2 separate regions of the Homo sapiens genome follow, and region 2 is linked to region 1. Evidence: chromatin loops called from intact Hi-C (ENCODE). Cell type or tissue: HCT116. All regions are shown on one strand.

Region 1 (8,000 bases):
TCTTTTGAGGGAGAGTAGGGGGCCCTAGAAGGGCTAACAATAGCAGGGAACTCTCCAAGTAGGAGGAGAAGACCATCATATACAACTTTGTGGAATGTTTCTGTCTTTATGACCATGTTGCAGGACTAAGAATTCATGGCACACAGTTGCAGAATCATTGACAAGGTAAGCTGAAACCTCAAGAAATCACCTTTTTGTGTTTCTCCCTTCTTATGCATTAATAGTCCTAGTCAAATAATCTGATTCCATGTGGCTGAGACCAAAGAGGCCAAGAAAACAAGGGTGTTTAGATCTTCCCTGTTCCCCAACCTCCAAATCTAGGTGATCCCATCAGCTGCAGATGTCTTGTCTTTGCTGATCACATCCAGTAAAGAATTGCTGAATATCCTACTTCCTTTTATTTTACAGAAGGAGTTTACATGCTGCATTTGAAAACAGAGTTCATAACCAATATGAAATTTAGCGGAAGTAACTTGACCTCATGGAATTTGTGGGAAAACTCAGAATTCAAATCACTTCCTTGCAGCCTCTCAAGTGAGTCGAAAGCAGAGCCCCTACTCCGTGCTTCTCTCGCCTGGAACTCACTGTCACTGTCTGCTGGTCCACTGCTCCCAGTCACTCCAACGTGAGGAAGCCGGCTTCAGAGCAAACCACAAGGAAATCTGGTTTATGAAAATGGAGCAGTCTCCTGATAACATCTGGCCGTTCATCACTAGCTTCTTCAGGTAAACCCCACTCTAAAAAGAAATGGATCCTACAGGTCTCCTACTGGATGCCCACAAATGGCTGAAAACTGCCATTTGATTTGATTTATTCTCTATACACTAGAAGTTCTCTATGTGGTTTGTTGGGCTAATGAGCCTAAGGAGATTGTATTAGGGTTCTCCAGAGACAAAACAAATAGGATGTCGAGAGAGAGAGAGAAAAAAGAGAGAAAGATTTGAAGGAATTGGCTCACATGATTGTGAGACTGGCAAATCCAGTCTACAGGAGAGGCTGGAGGCCCAGGCACAGTTGATGTAGCTAAAGGCCAAGGGCAGTCTGAAGGCAGAATTCCCTCCTCCTTGGGGGACCCAAATGTTTTAACTTCTTTAACTCATTGGGTAAAGCCCACCCCCATTATGGAGCAGACTCTGCTTTACTCACATCTACTGATCCAACTGCTAATCACATCTGAAAAACACCTTCACAGAGACTTCCAGATTGGTGTTTGGACAACTGGGTACCGTGAATTAGCCACATTGACACGTAAAATAAATCTTCCCAAAGATTCATGTAGAATTCCCAGAGAAGGGAAAGGTTGCATCAAAAGTGAGTGGAGTGGCTGAGCCGAGACAAGTGTGTTCACTTCTGCAGGGCATGCCTTTTTCACTGCTTGCTGAGGCTGAGGGGATGATGCTCTCGGCAGAGGAGCCAGTATCCAGTCCCTCGGAAGGGGAAGGCTCAGGGCATAGCCCCCAGCCTGACTCCTCCTGACTAGCCTACACCCTACCCACACTAGTCTTTCCTAGGCATGGAGGCAGGTAAAGGAGAAGAAAGATGCCCCTATGTTGCCACTCAAGTGCTGGTAAGCTTCACAGGCATTTTGTGAGAAAATGTGTGTGATCTTGGAGATCTGAGCAACTGCGATTGTCTAGACTGGGACCAACGCTGGCCCTGCAGCTGAGCAGAGCAGCCCTCCCACATGTTGATGACAGCCTCAGGCCAAACAACCTGCCACAGAGGGTAGAGAGCAATGGACAAAGCCCAGGATTCAGTGAACTGAACTGGAAAATCTTTCATAGAGATGACAGGTGCCCAGACCCGAGATGGGGGTCTATGGAATTGGAAACTGACAAAGTGGATGTAAACTGTGTCCTGCTGGCCTCATTGTCCTCTGCTAATTCAGAATCCTGATGCCTACAAGGCCCCCAGCAGCCTCCAGACACCAGGAGAGGTGGAGTCTTTCTCTTTCCTCTCCTGGGATCCAGCCCTGGCCACACCCCACAGTTCACTCCACATCACCAGACACAAGGGTTTGCGGCCACTCCCTGCAGGTTCCTGCTGAACAGCTCACTCTTCCAGGCACCACCCAGAGCTTGCAGGTGCCAAAACCTCAGCAGTGACAGAGGTCTGTGAAACAGGCATTGAAGCTTTCCTGTCAGCATCCCCGGGCCAGGGACATGTTCATGAGCTAGGCTGTGAGACCATACACATTACAACACACTCTCCTGTCCTCCCAGGGACTAAGGATTTGGCCTGGACCAACCTTTGTGTGCCTGGCACCTTCTTCTCTGTGAGGGGGCACCTCCACCGGCTGCTTTCCTTTTGGTTCACTCTGGTAGTTAACCAGACATGCCTGGAAAGCACTTAATCCCGGTGCTGGACACAGTGAGGCTCAAGCTGGAAACCCTGCCATGCTGATAACGTGTTCCTCTGCCCTTGTGCAAAACACACACATGCTAGTTACATTTAAGAATGTAGAAATGGCCAGGCATGGTGGCTCACACCTGTAATCCCAGCACTCCGGGAGGCCGAGGTGGGCGGATTATGAGGTCAGGAGTTCGAGACCAGCCTGGCCAATGTGGTGAAACGCTGTCTCTACTAAAAATACAAAAATTAGCCGGGTGTGGTGGCGCGAGCCTGCAGTCCCAGCTACTAGGGAGGCTGAGGCAGAAGAATCGCTTGAATCCGGGAGGTGGAGGTTGCAGTGAGCCAAGATGGTGTCACTGCATTCTAGCCTGGGTGACAGGGCAAGACTCCTTCTCAAAAAAAAAAAAAAAGAATGTAGAAATAATTGGAACTGTGATGACTGTGGGGTCATCCTAATTCAATATATTGCTTATAGAATGAAATCTACATCTTTATTTATGAAAAGTTTTCTGTGGATGCCAACAATACACAAGAACCAGAAGCCAGCACTTGCTAGGATGCTTGAACTTGCCCTTGGTGAGCCGTGCACCTCATCTCGGGCTGCCGCTGCTGGTGTAACTGGCTGTGCAGGCTCACCCACACTCCCACACCCCCCTTTTTCTTTAACAAGTGAAATCCTTTCTCAGGGGGTGGCTATGAGATGTTTGCCCCTTAGTCCACAGGTAGGAGCTATAAGAGCACAGCACCCCATTTTAATTAAATGCAATAGAACTACCACATAAGTACATAAAGGCAAGGCAAAGTGACAGTGTCCAGACCAGCAAGTGCTAGAGTCAACAGAGATCTTAAACGGCATCTAATCCAGGGCCCTTGACCTTAGAACACAACTCCAGGGAGCGGCCTCAGCTCCCTCTAACCACTGCAGTTAGATTCTCGGGGCTGCCCCAGCCTCCATACAGGCAGGCTGAGGACCAGTGACGTGATGTGGTCCGGGGGTTCTCAAGCCCACTGGTTCATAAGAAGCACCTGGGGAGCTTTATAAAGATAAACCTCGAGGGCTTGTCTCAGAATTACTTGGACGTGGGGTCTGGAAATCTGTATTTTTAAAGCTCCCCAGGAGATTGTTTCAGGTTTGGGACCCATTGATCTTCTCAGCTCCAACACTGTCTGAGGCCACAGAAAGGCAAAATGTTCATTCCGTTCCCAGCAAATTCAGTGAGCAAACAAGAAAGCAGGACTAGAATTCAGGTCTACAGAACTCGCAGTTCAGCATCATTTATGAAAAATTATTATATCTCTCTCTCAAGCTAGGAAGAAACATATGCTAGTGGTCACAAAAAACTAAAACATGTTGTTTCTACTTCATCAAGGAACACCCCCTCATCTAGAAATAAACTCCAGCCCCAAATTGAGTGTTTTCAGTTGCTTATAAGGAAGACCTTCCTAACTGCAAAAGTCAATTACTGGAATCAAGGGTGACGTGGGAGGGCTCCTTGTAAAATGATATTTGTAAAACATTCTTTCACTTCTCCAAGAGAATTGAGATGCAGAAGCCACTTTGACATGCCTGTCACTGTGGCGGTGCCTTTGAAAGACCTGAAGGAAGTACAAGACGTGGCCTCCAGGGGCACACCTCCTTCCCAGGAAGACAAACAAATGATATGGAGCCCCCAGAGGGTGGCAGGGCAAACACGATGATGCCTCAGCCCTTGGGAGAGTGGGCAGAGCGTTGCTCAGACAATGCTCCTTTAGCAAAACAAGCCTGAAAGGCAGAATACGGCTCCAAGCCCCATCCAACCCTAGAAGAAGGGAAACAGTCACCGTTTGATTTTTCTTTTAGATTTTCTAGTTCCTTGTTCCTTGGTGCTGTCATTGTTGGAGTGTTTTGTTGTTTCTTTTGATTTTTGTTAGTTTGCTTGGGGTTGTCTTTCACCCAAGCAATCCTTTGCTCAGTCAGAAATGAAGTATTTGACACATGGTTGCGAAGCCTGGGGCTGTTCTATAAATTCCTGGTGCTTGAGTGATTCCAGGTGTCCTGCATGAATGAGGATCTCATCCCTGTGTCTGGAGCCCCGAGCATTGTAGAATGTGCTCCCTCTGCTGGTTCCCTCTAAAAACGAAAACTTGGTTTTGAAACGGATTTGAATTCCCACAGTGCTCTCTCCTCAGATCCAAGAATCTGACCTCTGCAGAGTGATTAGAATTTTCTGGCTAAAGCGATTTTTTGTTTAAAACAACAACAACCTGACTCCTAGACTCATTCAGGTTGACCACCTTAGACAAATCCGGCTCACATGGGCCCTTGGAAGAGAATGCTATGGTGAAAAGAGAAAATCAGAATGTGTTTATTTTCATAGTTGGCCCAGCAACGAGCAGAGCAGGGCAGCTCGGGCAATGTCCTCAGATGTGCCCACGGACAAGCTGTAAAGGACTCACACCTAAGGTATCTAGGAGGACGAGGGCCACCGGAGTCAGCAAATAAAAACACCAGAGGGCCAGTTAAATATGCATTTCAGTGTAGTCCTGGTTACTCATGAGGATGAGGCGGGAGGATCGCGTGAGCCCAGGAATTTGATGATTGCACCACCACACTCCAGCCTGGGCTGCAGAGCAAGACTGTCTCAAAAAAAAAAAAAAGTGCATTTCAGTTAAACAACAAACAGTGTGTAAAGTATAAGTATGTCCCATTTAATACTTGAGACATAGTAATAAATCTCACAAGGCTCCCTGTGTTTTATCAGGCAACCCTAAAGGTGAGGAAAGAGGAACTAGGAGGAGGAGAAAGCTCAGTCTAGAGGCTTAAAAGGCTCTTGGATGCCAACTGCTCAAACGTGCTGGTGCCTGGAAGCTGGTGACAGCTGAGCCACTAGACCAGAGATGATAGACTGCCCCACGGAGACCCCGGCATAAGTCTTCTGTGTGGGGTGCTATTGCAAGAGCTCAGACTGGGAAGAATCTGTTCTCTGCCATCTCTGCAGGGCTGATTTAAATCCCACCACCTTGTCTTTTTTACACGACCTATTTATTACGAGACACTTTAAAGAACCTTAGTAAAATACTTTGGTCTTATCATCTTCAAAGTCTTGGTTTCAATCCCAGTGTTATGGAGCTCTTCCCTGCAGTTTTACCTCCTCCAGCCAGGCCCTGCTCCTCCATTTATCAACTGATTAATCAAATGCCACTGGTCCTGCTTGTGTGACTTCGCCTGTTTCCCAGGCTATACTCATGCTGGTTGCATATTAACACATACTGTGCTTCAGCAGCCAGTGGCTTTATTTCCTAAGGGGACATTTCACAGGCACAAAAAGATCACCCATAAATTTACCTTTTTTCCCCTCACATGAACCAGGAGAGGGTGTACTGAGTTTAAGCTGGGCCTTTCCCACTTCCATCTCCCTGCACCCAAGTCCACTTTAGGAGCTGGCCTGGCACCACCCAACGTACGTGAGTGGTGGATGAGACCTCAGGGCCTCAGCCACCGCCACATCTCAGGCAGACTTTCCAAGAGAACCTGCAGCCAAGCAGCTACCAGTTTTCTCCTGGTCATCCCATGACAGCACAGTTGTTTTTTCATTCTCTTTACTTGTTTTTTTCTTGCCTAAAATCCCTAGGTGTGTTTTTAAACCCTTCACTGGCAGTGGACAGCCCACTCTGTGTGCCTTTCTGGGTTAGCAAGGACTAAGTCAGGGCCTGGCGTGTGTGAGACTGGGATGTGGGCTGTGCTCCTTCTCTTTTTTTCCCACTTCTCCCAAGAGTAAATGTCCTGTCTTTGTGAAGAGCTGATCCCAAGATCGATGTGTTCACAGAGCTAGACCAGCTTGTTTCATGCTGACTTAGATGTTGGGTTACCATAGACAGTTATTTAAAGCACCTCAGAGAGAAAGAAAGGCGGCCAAGATAATGAAGTAATCATTATCATCTGCGCCTGCCCTGGAGGGACACTGGCCCCAAAAGGACAAGGTCATTCTAATGCACCCCAAAACCCAGCCTGGCATCTCACAAGGGACAGATCTGGCATGAAAATGTGGGGGGATGAACACAGCTCTATTAACTAGAAAAAGAACCATGCCGGGCGCAGCAGCTCACACCTGTAATCCCAGGACTTTGGGAGGCCAAGGCGGGTGGATCACCTGAAGTCACAAGTTCGAGACCAGCCTGACCAACATGGGGTGAAACCCCATCTATACTAAATACCAAAACTTAGCTGGGCATAGTGGCAGGTGCCTGTAATCCCAGCTACTTGGGAGGCTGAGGTAGGAGAATCACTTGAACCAGGGAGGTGGAGGTTGCAGTGAGCTGAGATTGCACCACTGCACTCCAGCCTGGGCAACAAGAGCGAAAAAACTCCGTCTCAAAAAAAAAAAAAAAAAAAAAAGCGATGATCTCAAATCCTACTTTTTAAAAAATTAATTTAGATCATCGTTTAAGAATGACAGCCCCATCATTATTAGATTGAAGCTAATCTTTATGACCAAGGCAGCCAGGTCCTTTGTGACATTCTCTCATTCCCTAGCTCCCGCTTCCCTACGCAACTCTTAGAGCAGCTTGGTTCACCCTGGAAACATGGATAAATATCCATGTATCAGGGGCATGGAGAGGGGAGGAGACATAGAAATTTCTCTAACTTAGATTGGGTGACTGGCATTTGCCCTTTTCCTGGTTTCATCTCAAAGACTCTTGATAGGGCAAATAAATAGTGTCTGAAATGGTCTCAGGGAAATTGGCAGGGTGGGGGGCTCAACTGCATCTGCTAGAAGCAGGAGCCTGCTGGTACAGATCTGCTCCTGGTGGGAGCCAGCACAGGGGAACCCAGGCCGGAGTCTCAGGCTGGAACAGTTGCAGGCCAAGCAACTTCACAAAGTCAGGAGGGCTCTTGTTTTTTGTGACAGAACCTCTCATCTTCTCCTAAATGTTGTTTCCATCATGCTGCTCTCATTCTCAAGGGCCTCAAAGCACAAGGATAAAGCCCAGTGTCTGCAAAGCCCACCTGGCTTGACAGCCAGACTCCTGCTGTGCTCTGATGGGACTGTCTGCTGGGCCACCATGCACCTACCCTGGACTCTGCAGGAGCCAGTCTCCTCCTGCCTCCTTTTCTCCCACATTACACACTGCCCTCCTCCTCAGCTTACCCAGCCTTCAGAATCCACTTGAACTTGAGCCCCTTCCGGAATCGCTCCTCTTTCCTTGCCTAGAGCTCATCCCTTGCTTGCTGCTCTGAACAAAAGGTCTGACCTGTTGAGCCAGCACTGGCCTTGGGCTGGCTTCGGACTCCTCTTACGTCAATATTCTCATCTAAGGGTGATGTCTTATCTCCCTAGACAGGTTGAAAGCTCTTTCAGGGGATAGGCCTGGTATGATGCTGCACACATGTCACAAGCCTCCAATCAATAGTTCAGGAATAAATAAATGTTTGTGTGTCTGTGTTTGTCCCCCCAGCTCTGGAAAGCGTGGGAGCCAATGACCAAGAGGGCAGCCTCTCACTTATCAAAGAGCCACATTCCTCCCGAGTTAACGAGCATATTTGTGTGAATAATGTTTTTTTTGTTATATACAGTTTACATACATATATGTGTTGTGTATGTGTTATATGTGTTATAACTTTTTTTTTTTTTTTTGAGATGGAGTTTCGCTCTGTCCCCATGCTGGAG
Region 2 (8,000 bases), 360 kb before region 1:
GTATTGTTAGTAGAGATGGGGTTCCACCATCTTGGCCAGGCTGCTCTTGAACTCCTGACCTTATGATCCAACCGCTTTGGCCTCCCAAAGTGCTGGGATTTTTTTTGAGACAGAGTCTCACTCTGTTGTCCAGACTGGAGTGCAGTGGCAGGATCTCAGCTCACTGCAAGCTCCGCCTCCCGGGTTCACACCATTCTTCTGCCTCAGCCTCCTGAGTAGCTGGGACTACAGGAGCCTGCCACCGCGCCTGGCTACTTTTTTTTTTTTTTTTGTATTTTTAGTAGAAACGGGGTTTCACTGTGGTCTCGATCTCCTGACCTCGTGATCCGCCTGCCTCGGCCTCCCAAAGTGCTGGGATTACAGGCATGAGCCACCACGCCCGGCCTATGATGGATCTTTTTAAGAGAGCTTTCTAGAGAAGCTTATAGATTATTTTGCACAAATTTTAATGTGTACTTTTTTTTCCTGATCAGGTTCATCATATTCAGATTGTACACATTTTCATTTTTATGGCTATGCTAATTTACAGTGCAGGAAAAAAATAACTGTCAAGATATGTTGAAGAAGGCTGGGCGCGGTGGCTCACACCTGTAATCCCAGCACTTTGGGAGGCTGAGGCGGGTGGATCATGAGGTCAGGAGATCAAGACCATCCTGGCTAACAAGGTGAAACCCCGTCTCTACTAAAAAACAAAAAATTAGCCAGGCGTGGTGGTGGGCGCCTGTAGTCCCAGCTACGCGGGAGGCTGAGGCAGGAGAATGGCGTGAACCCAGGAGGCAGAGCTTGCAGTGAGCCGAGATCGCGCCACTGCACTCCAGCCTGGGCAACAGAGCGAGGCTCTGTCTCAAAAAAAAAAAAAAAAAAAAAAGATATGTTGAAGAAATGTATAAAGTGTGTAATATAGAGAGTGCATGGAAGACAATATATTCGATGAAGGCAGCCTAGAGCTATTTTGACTCTTAGATCGTCAGATCCGGGAGGGCATTCGTCCTTTCCAGTGCATGCAGGAGGAAGCTGAGGCTCTGAGGTTTGGAAACCCAGGAGATATCACTCAGCTGATTTCTAGCAGGTTTACATTAAATCTTAGTTTTGGAGAGTTAAGAATCTTGAGGAGTGATAACCTTGGCTGTAGAATTAAGGATATGATGTTCTTGGAGAAAATTAATCAGGAAGAGGGCACTGGGTGACCATTTATCAAGAGATTCTTTAGCAAAGGACAGATATAGGTAAAGAATCGGAGAATGAGTCAGAAATAAGTGAACTAAATAAGAACACTATTTTGGGGGGACTAAAAAACATTAACTTCAAAGTTATTTGCAGTCTGTGTCCCTTTGCCCTGACCATGCCAGTATGTCTGGCTCATGCGGTCACAGCATTCTGCAGAATGATGGCCTCTATTCTCTATACATACATATGATATCAATGTATAGAGATCTTGTCTTGATTTGTCCAAGGCAGTGACTGTTGTCGCTTTTTACATATATTACTGGGAGGGTTGTATGCCCAGTGAGTCCCCAGCAGCTGTCACTCTGGCTGACTACAGATGTCTGCAAGCCTCCTCACTTCTGAAGAGCGGCCGCACCTTGGGCAGCGCATGCCTTGAATTAGGATGTGGGCTCAGCTGTGTGTCAAGACCCCAAATAACAGTGGCTTATGCAAGATAGAAGTCTATTTCTGTTTCATATGCTTATGTCAAAGATGTGCTGGCAGGTCTGGTCTGTGGAGTCATCTGAGGCCAGGGGTTTTTCTATCCCCAAATTGTTGCCCTCCTTCAAGGAGTCCCACATGGTTCACCATGCCATGCACACCCCCCCACAGGAAGCGGGAAAGGGCACCCCCTTACCCTTTAAGGCCGGTCATTGCACACAATTACACGTCTCACTTTTGCTCATCCCCATGGCCCGTAATCTAGCTCATGGTCATACCCAGGCTGCAAGGGAGGCTAGGGAGTGCAGTCTATCATGGGCCCCTAGAAGCCCAGCTAAAATTTCTATTACTCTGGATGAAGGTGAGAAGGGGTGTTGGAGATTACTAGCAACTCCACGAAAGCACTGACAAGGATCAGAGTTGATACCCAGTCACCTTCCCAAGTGATGGTCCACACACAGTTGGAACCAGGATAGTATTTCTTGCATGCCTGCATTGATTCATTCAACAAATACTTGACTGAAAATAAGGAAGTAGAAAAATGCAGTCACCATCTTCATAAAGCTCTAACCCAGGTTGGTGCCTACTAAGTGATCATTAGTCTAGGTGTGGTGTACAGAGTAAGTGGGGACTGGGGAGGACAGTAATTCAGATGAGAGAGAGAGTGGATGATTGCAGGGAAAGATGGGAGACAGAAGAGGCTCCTAGCTCTAGTGCCTTCTGGGAAAAGACCAGACCCAGAAATTAAAAGTCAAGAGTGTAACTGTAGTTGAACTAATGAAACTGAGGGTCCAACCCATAGCTTTGTGAGAGGCACAAATGTAATTTTTTATTTTTCAAAATAACATTAATATAATTTCTTCTATATTCCTTGTGCAAATCCTCAACCTTCTACATTAAAGAAGAGGCTAAATAGGAGGTATAAACTTGCTAAAATTTCTTATTAAAAAATAGTGCCAAGCGGCCGTGTGCAGTGACTCACACCTGTAATCCCAGCACTTTGGGAGGCCGAGGTGGGCGAATCACAAGGTCAGGAAATCGAGACCATCCTGGCTAACATGGTGAAACCCCGTCTCTACTAAAATACAAAAAATTACCCGGGCATGGTAGTGGGTGCCTGTAGTCCCAGCTACTCGGGAGGCTGAGGCAGGAGAATGGTGCGAACCCGGGAGGCAGAGCTTGCAGTGAGCCAAGATCGCGCCACTGCACTCCAGCCTGGGCGACAGAGCGAGACTCTATCTCAAAAAAAAAAAAAAAGAAAAAAAAAATAGTGCCAACCTAGGTGGTGACCACGTCTCTAATCCCAGCTATTCAGAAGGCTGAGGCAGGAGGACCACTTAAGCCTAGAAGTTCGAGTCCAGCCTGGGCAACATTCATGAGACTGTATCTCTATAAACAAACAAACAAACAAACAAATAAAACAGAAATAGTGGCACAACTTACTTTGCTACGTATTTGGGAGAACGCATATTAGTTAATCAAAATCATTTGCTGAAGGTTGTCTACATGCTGTATAAACAAGCTAGATAGACTCTACCTACATCAAATATGCAAAACTAGTGAAATAATTACAGAAGAGTAACCATTTGCTTCCAGGCTGGCTTCTTCTTCCCTGGAGAGCAAATTGGAGTTTATCCTAACCTGACACCTTTATGATCTTCTGATCATTTTATTCCTGGAATAGTTGTACTCCACATTTTGAAAAGTTAAAATGAAAATTATAGAACCCTCAACAAAGTTTGGTTGATGGAATTTCGATTTGACTGCTTCCGGCCACTTCTGAGTTTAGCAAAGGAGGCTCGTGTATATTCTTCATGGAATTTGGCTCCAAGAAAACTCAACTCAATTTCCTGGAATGGAGCGAATTTGTGACTTCGAAGGGAAGCATCTGCATTTCCTTTCCCAAAAATACTCCATTTGCATTAGACTGCTCCCTGTGACATTTCCACCAGATGGCAATACAGTCTTTGGATGACAGAGAGTCTTGCTGGTTTTCAAAATCTCTAGAAATATTTGTGTAGGCACTATAAAAAAGCATTTTTTATAAATGAAAAGCTCCCATAACTGCCCCCCATTCTAAAGCAACCATCTTTATTTGCATATATTCACTTTGAGTTTTTGTCAATATTCATACAGTCGTAAGTACATTTATAATGTGCATGGCATTTTAGTCTACTATCAAAATTCAGCACAATGTATATCATTTACATATTTCTACATGACCTTCATAATTATTGCAGCAGTTACATACTATTACACATAGTAAACCTTTCCCCTATTGTTACATAGTATGTAGTATGCACGTTTTCACCTGTTATAGATAATGCTGCAGGTAATGGCACACAATTGGCACACAGTTTTGGAACATTAGGAAGAATTTTAGGGATAGCAATACAGGGTGAAAGACATAGATGTCTTTTGCTCTTTAACTTTTCCAGAAAGATGTGCAGATTTACATGGCTATCAGCACTGTGAGAGGATCTGGGTTCTGACCAGTTGCACTATGCCCACGTTTTTGTTTTACTTCATTTTTTTAAATCCTAAAAGTCAGGTACAGGGTCTTTAGCCTGTAATACTAGCACTTTGGGAGACTGGCGGGAGGATTACTTGAGCTCAGGATTTCAAGACCAGCCTGGGCAACAGAGTGAGACCCAGTCTCTCCAAAGAAAAAAAAAAAAAGAAAGAAAGAAAAATAGGCAATGGCTCATGCCTGTAATCCCAGCACTTTGGGAGGCCAAGACAGGCAGATCACCTGAGGTCAAGAGTTTGAGACCAGCCTGGCCAGCATGGTGAAACCCCGTCTCTACTAAAAATACAAAAATTAGCTAGGCGTGGTGGTGGCGCCTGTAGTCCCAGCTACTTGAGAAGCCGAATTGCTTGAACCTGGGAGGCAGAGGCAGCAGTGAGCAGAGATCGGCCATTGCACTCCAGCTTGGGCCACAAGGGCGAAACTGCATCTCGAAAACAAAACAAAACAAAACCAAACCCAGGTGTGGTGGTGCATGCCTGTAGTCCCAGCTACTTGGGAGGTTGAAGCAAGAGAATCGCTTGAGCTGGGAGGTTGAGACTACAGTGAGCTGTGATTGCATGACTGTACTTCAGCCTGCGTGATGGAGCAAGACCTTGTCTCCAAAAATTATATATAAGGAAAGGACTTGAAAATGCATTTCTCCCGAACTAGGTGATGTTTCCGTGTGTGTGGCCCTTCTTCACAGTGGCCTCCTAGAAAAACAAGACCCTGACTCAAAGAACACCTCTCACTACAGTAAGACTTCTTGGAATGCTTTACTTTTTTAAAAATTTAATTTAATTGTTTAATGTGGTAAAAAATATATAACATAAAACGTAAAACTAACCAGCTTAACCATCTTAAGGGCACAATTCAGTGGCATTATGTACGTTCTCTTTGTTGTGCAACCATCACCACCACCCATCTCCAGAACTCTTTTAAAATCTTCCCAAACAGAAACTCTGTACCCATCAAACAACTCCCATTTCCTTCTCTCTTCACCTCTGGCAACCTCCATCCTACTTTTTCTTTATATGAGTTTGACGGCTCTAGGAACCTCTTATAGGTGAAATTATCCAGGTCTGTCTTTTTGTGACTAGCTGGTTTCACTTCGCATAATGTTCTCGAGGTCCATTCATGTTGTAACATGTGTCAGAATTTCTTCTCTTTCTAAGGCTGAAGAATATTCCATTGTATGGACCTACCACATTGCATGTATCTATTTATCCACTGAGGGACCCTTGGGTTGCTATGGAAAATAATGCAACTACGAACATGGACATCTGTTCCAGTCCTTGCTTTCAATTATTTTGTGTAGATGCACAGCAGTGGAATTGCTGGATCAGATGGTAATGCTATGTTTGCTTCACTACTTGGAATGTGCCTTTATGCATATCGTGATAAAATTTGATCTGTACGACAGTCCTGTGAGATAAGTAAGCATTGATCTCTGGTTCAGAAAAGTGATTTCTTCAAAGTGAAATGATGAACGGAAGAGTATCCTGACCTTAAACTTGGCTTTTTAAATTGCCCGTTCACCTTGAAGAGTGGTTCCAATCACAAGTGTTACCTTCCAAGGACAGTGTCATTCTGGTTATAATCAGCTTGCTCCCCTGCCCTGAGCCTTCTGTCCAAGTTTGTGCAGGTGTGGGTCTGGGGCAGGGGACAGCTCATCCATTTCCCACTGCACGGAACAGAGGCTGTGTCCAGGGCCCCAGCAACAAAGATTTCTCCTTTGGGTTTCTGTTTCCCTCTTTCAGTTCAGAGTCTGTCATCTGAACCATGAGGATCTGGTGGCTTCTGCTTGCCATTGAAATCTGCACAGGGAACATAAACTCACAGGACACCTGCAGGCAAGGGCACCCTGGAATCCCTGGGAACCCCGGTCACAATGGTCTGCCTGGAAGAGATGGACGAGACGGAGCGAAGGGTGACAAAGGCGATGCAGGTACTCACCTGACGGCTTCGGCTGCCTTTCAACTTCTCTCTTCATTCCTTTCATCTCATTCACTCATCATCTGTGTGATTTTCCACCTACCCACTCACACCCCATCCATCCATACATACATCAACCCAGCAACACTCACTGGAGCCTGACCCCATTCATCCATCCACCCATCTGCCCAGCAACACTCACGGGGTCTGCTCCATGCCAGACTCTGTGCCAGGTGCTGGTGGAGAGCACAGGGCAAGATCGCCATGACCCCTGCCCTCCTGGGTTCTCTCATCTCTGACACCGCAGAACATTTTCAGTAGTATACGATGTCATGGATCCTCCCATCTCAGGTGACAGGTATGATGGATTTTTGGCAACAAAAGGCTAATAGAGAGATCTGATCACGAATTATTTGGCAGCAAGCACCCAGCTGCAGTGCAGGTGAGAGCTAATACCGCATCATGCCATGAAGCAGGAGATGCGGAGTGACAGATGACACAAAAGGAGACGAGAATCTGAAACCATACAGCTGCTGCTTATGCATCTATATGACCTAGGTTGGGACCCTGTCCCAGGGTCTGGGGATCTGGGGGACAGGATTCAGCCTCTGGGAGGGAGATTTGCCAAAGCTGAGAAGTCCGAGTGGTTTCCATAACAACAACCAATAGACTTGGTTTCCGAATGGGGTACCATTCTTGAGGCCTGGTCTTGACCATAGGGTCACATATCTAAGGCATATGCAGAATGATCCATCTGGGTTAAGGGCACAGTTCAGTGGCATTACAAAAAAATATATCAAAACTTCTATGGACCTTTTTAAAGATAAGTTTGTGTTTCTAACACATCTCAGCTTATGGCATTTGGTGGCCTGATGATGTTTTGAGTGGGCTGGATGAAGCCAAGGGTCACCAGGAAGCAACATTCTTTCTAACCACCATCCTGCACATCTGCTCTGTGAGGTGTCTTCTCCTGGCTCACATCTCCAGCTCATTGACACTGTTCCAGTCCCCAGGTAGCAAACAGCCCAGTCCAAATGAATAGCAAAACCTTACCATTAATGAAATCAGGTCTTCTGCCCTCACACTGGGACCACAGTAGTGTGTGTGTGTGTGTGTGTGTGTGTGTGTATTGTATTTCTGAATATATAAGATTTTCATTTTTTGTTATAAAATTTTACACACAAAAGGAGATAAATAGGTGATAGATAAAAAATAGAGGACAAAGACAAACACTCCTATATTCAATACCAAATTTCTCTACCTCTTCCCTGTTGAATTTCTCTCCTCTTTTCTCACCAGTGTCCATTCTTTCAAGTTTTATATACTTCTTAGAAGCAAATTATGTATCTATTTTTCTACGTAGTTCATAGGTATTATATATAATATATATTACTTCTTAGAAGGATATTCATTCACATTGCTCACACTAAAAATTTACTTCATTTTTATCTTATCTTAAAGTGTATTTTTGTATATGTTTTATACCAAACATATTTTCCATATACTACCTGTGCATAATGTAGAAACATATAAATATCTACTGATTGGGGTCTGTGTTCATGCTTTGTGAGTTGTGGTTGCGTGATCATGAAAGCTCAGAGGCCACCGCTCTAGAGAATGGGAGAAACGAGAGCCAAGCAGGGAAACAAAAAGAGGGAAGGAGAGGAAGACACAGGGGAGCAGCCAGTGGAGGGGAGGGGAGGGGAGGGGAGCGCAGGGAGGGGCAAATGTAGGGATAAGCCCCCTCCATTCAGAGGTCCCACGCTGACCAAGGCCCCACTCAGGAGCGCTGGTGTCCCAGGAGAACAGACATCGTGACAGAAATAAGTCTGCCTGTGTCAGTCCTGTCTCAGGACCTGCAAGCCGGCCCAGCCTGCCCCTGTCGCCCCACAGCCACGTCAGTGGGTCT

Evidence for each region. Peaks named below come from ENCODE experiments on the same cell type or tissue, not always from the same donor. Only the 100,000 strongest peaks of a DNase experiment are listed, where the experiment ranks them.
Region 2: a loop joins it to region 1, with 8 times the contacts of the local background. A loop is called at or near these places in 3 of 110 quality-filtered maps.

The regions. Positions count from the first base shown.
Region 1 is chr13:24,667,122-24,675,121 of GRCh38, forward strand. No RefSeq gene overlaps it. Among named protein-coding and RNA genes, the nearest start is that of ATP12A, 9.3 kb to the right of the region's middle. In HCT116, a CTCF peak has its summit at 4,447 (motif pointing left); DNase peaks (open chromatin) are centred at 3,990 and 4,430; H3K4me3 peaks cover 1,058 bases; H3K27ac peaks cover 329 bases.
Region 2 is chr13:24,310,066-24,318,065 of GRCh38, forward strand. C1QTNF9 (C1q and TNF related 9) reads left to right here. Exons shown (of 4, transcript NM_178540.5): 2 at 5,917-6,104. The coding sequence starts at 5,939. Among named protein-coding and RNA genes, the nearest start is that of C1QTNF9, 4.5 kb to the left of the region's middle. In HCT116, a CTCF peak has its summit at 3,624 (motif pointing right); no DNase peak of the experiment used is centred here.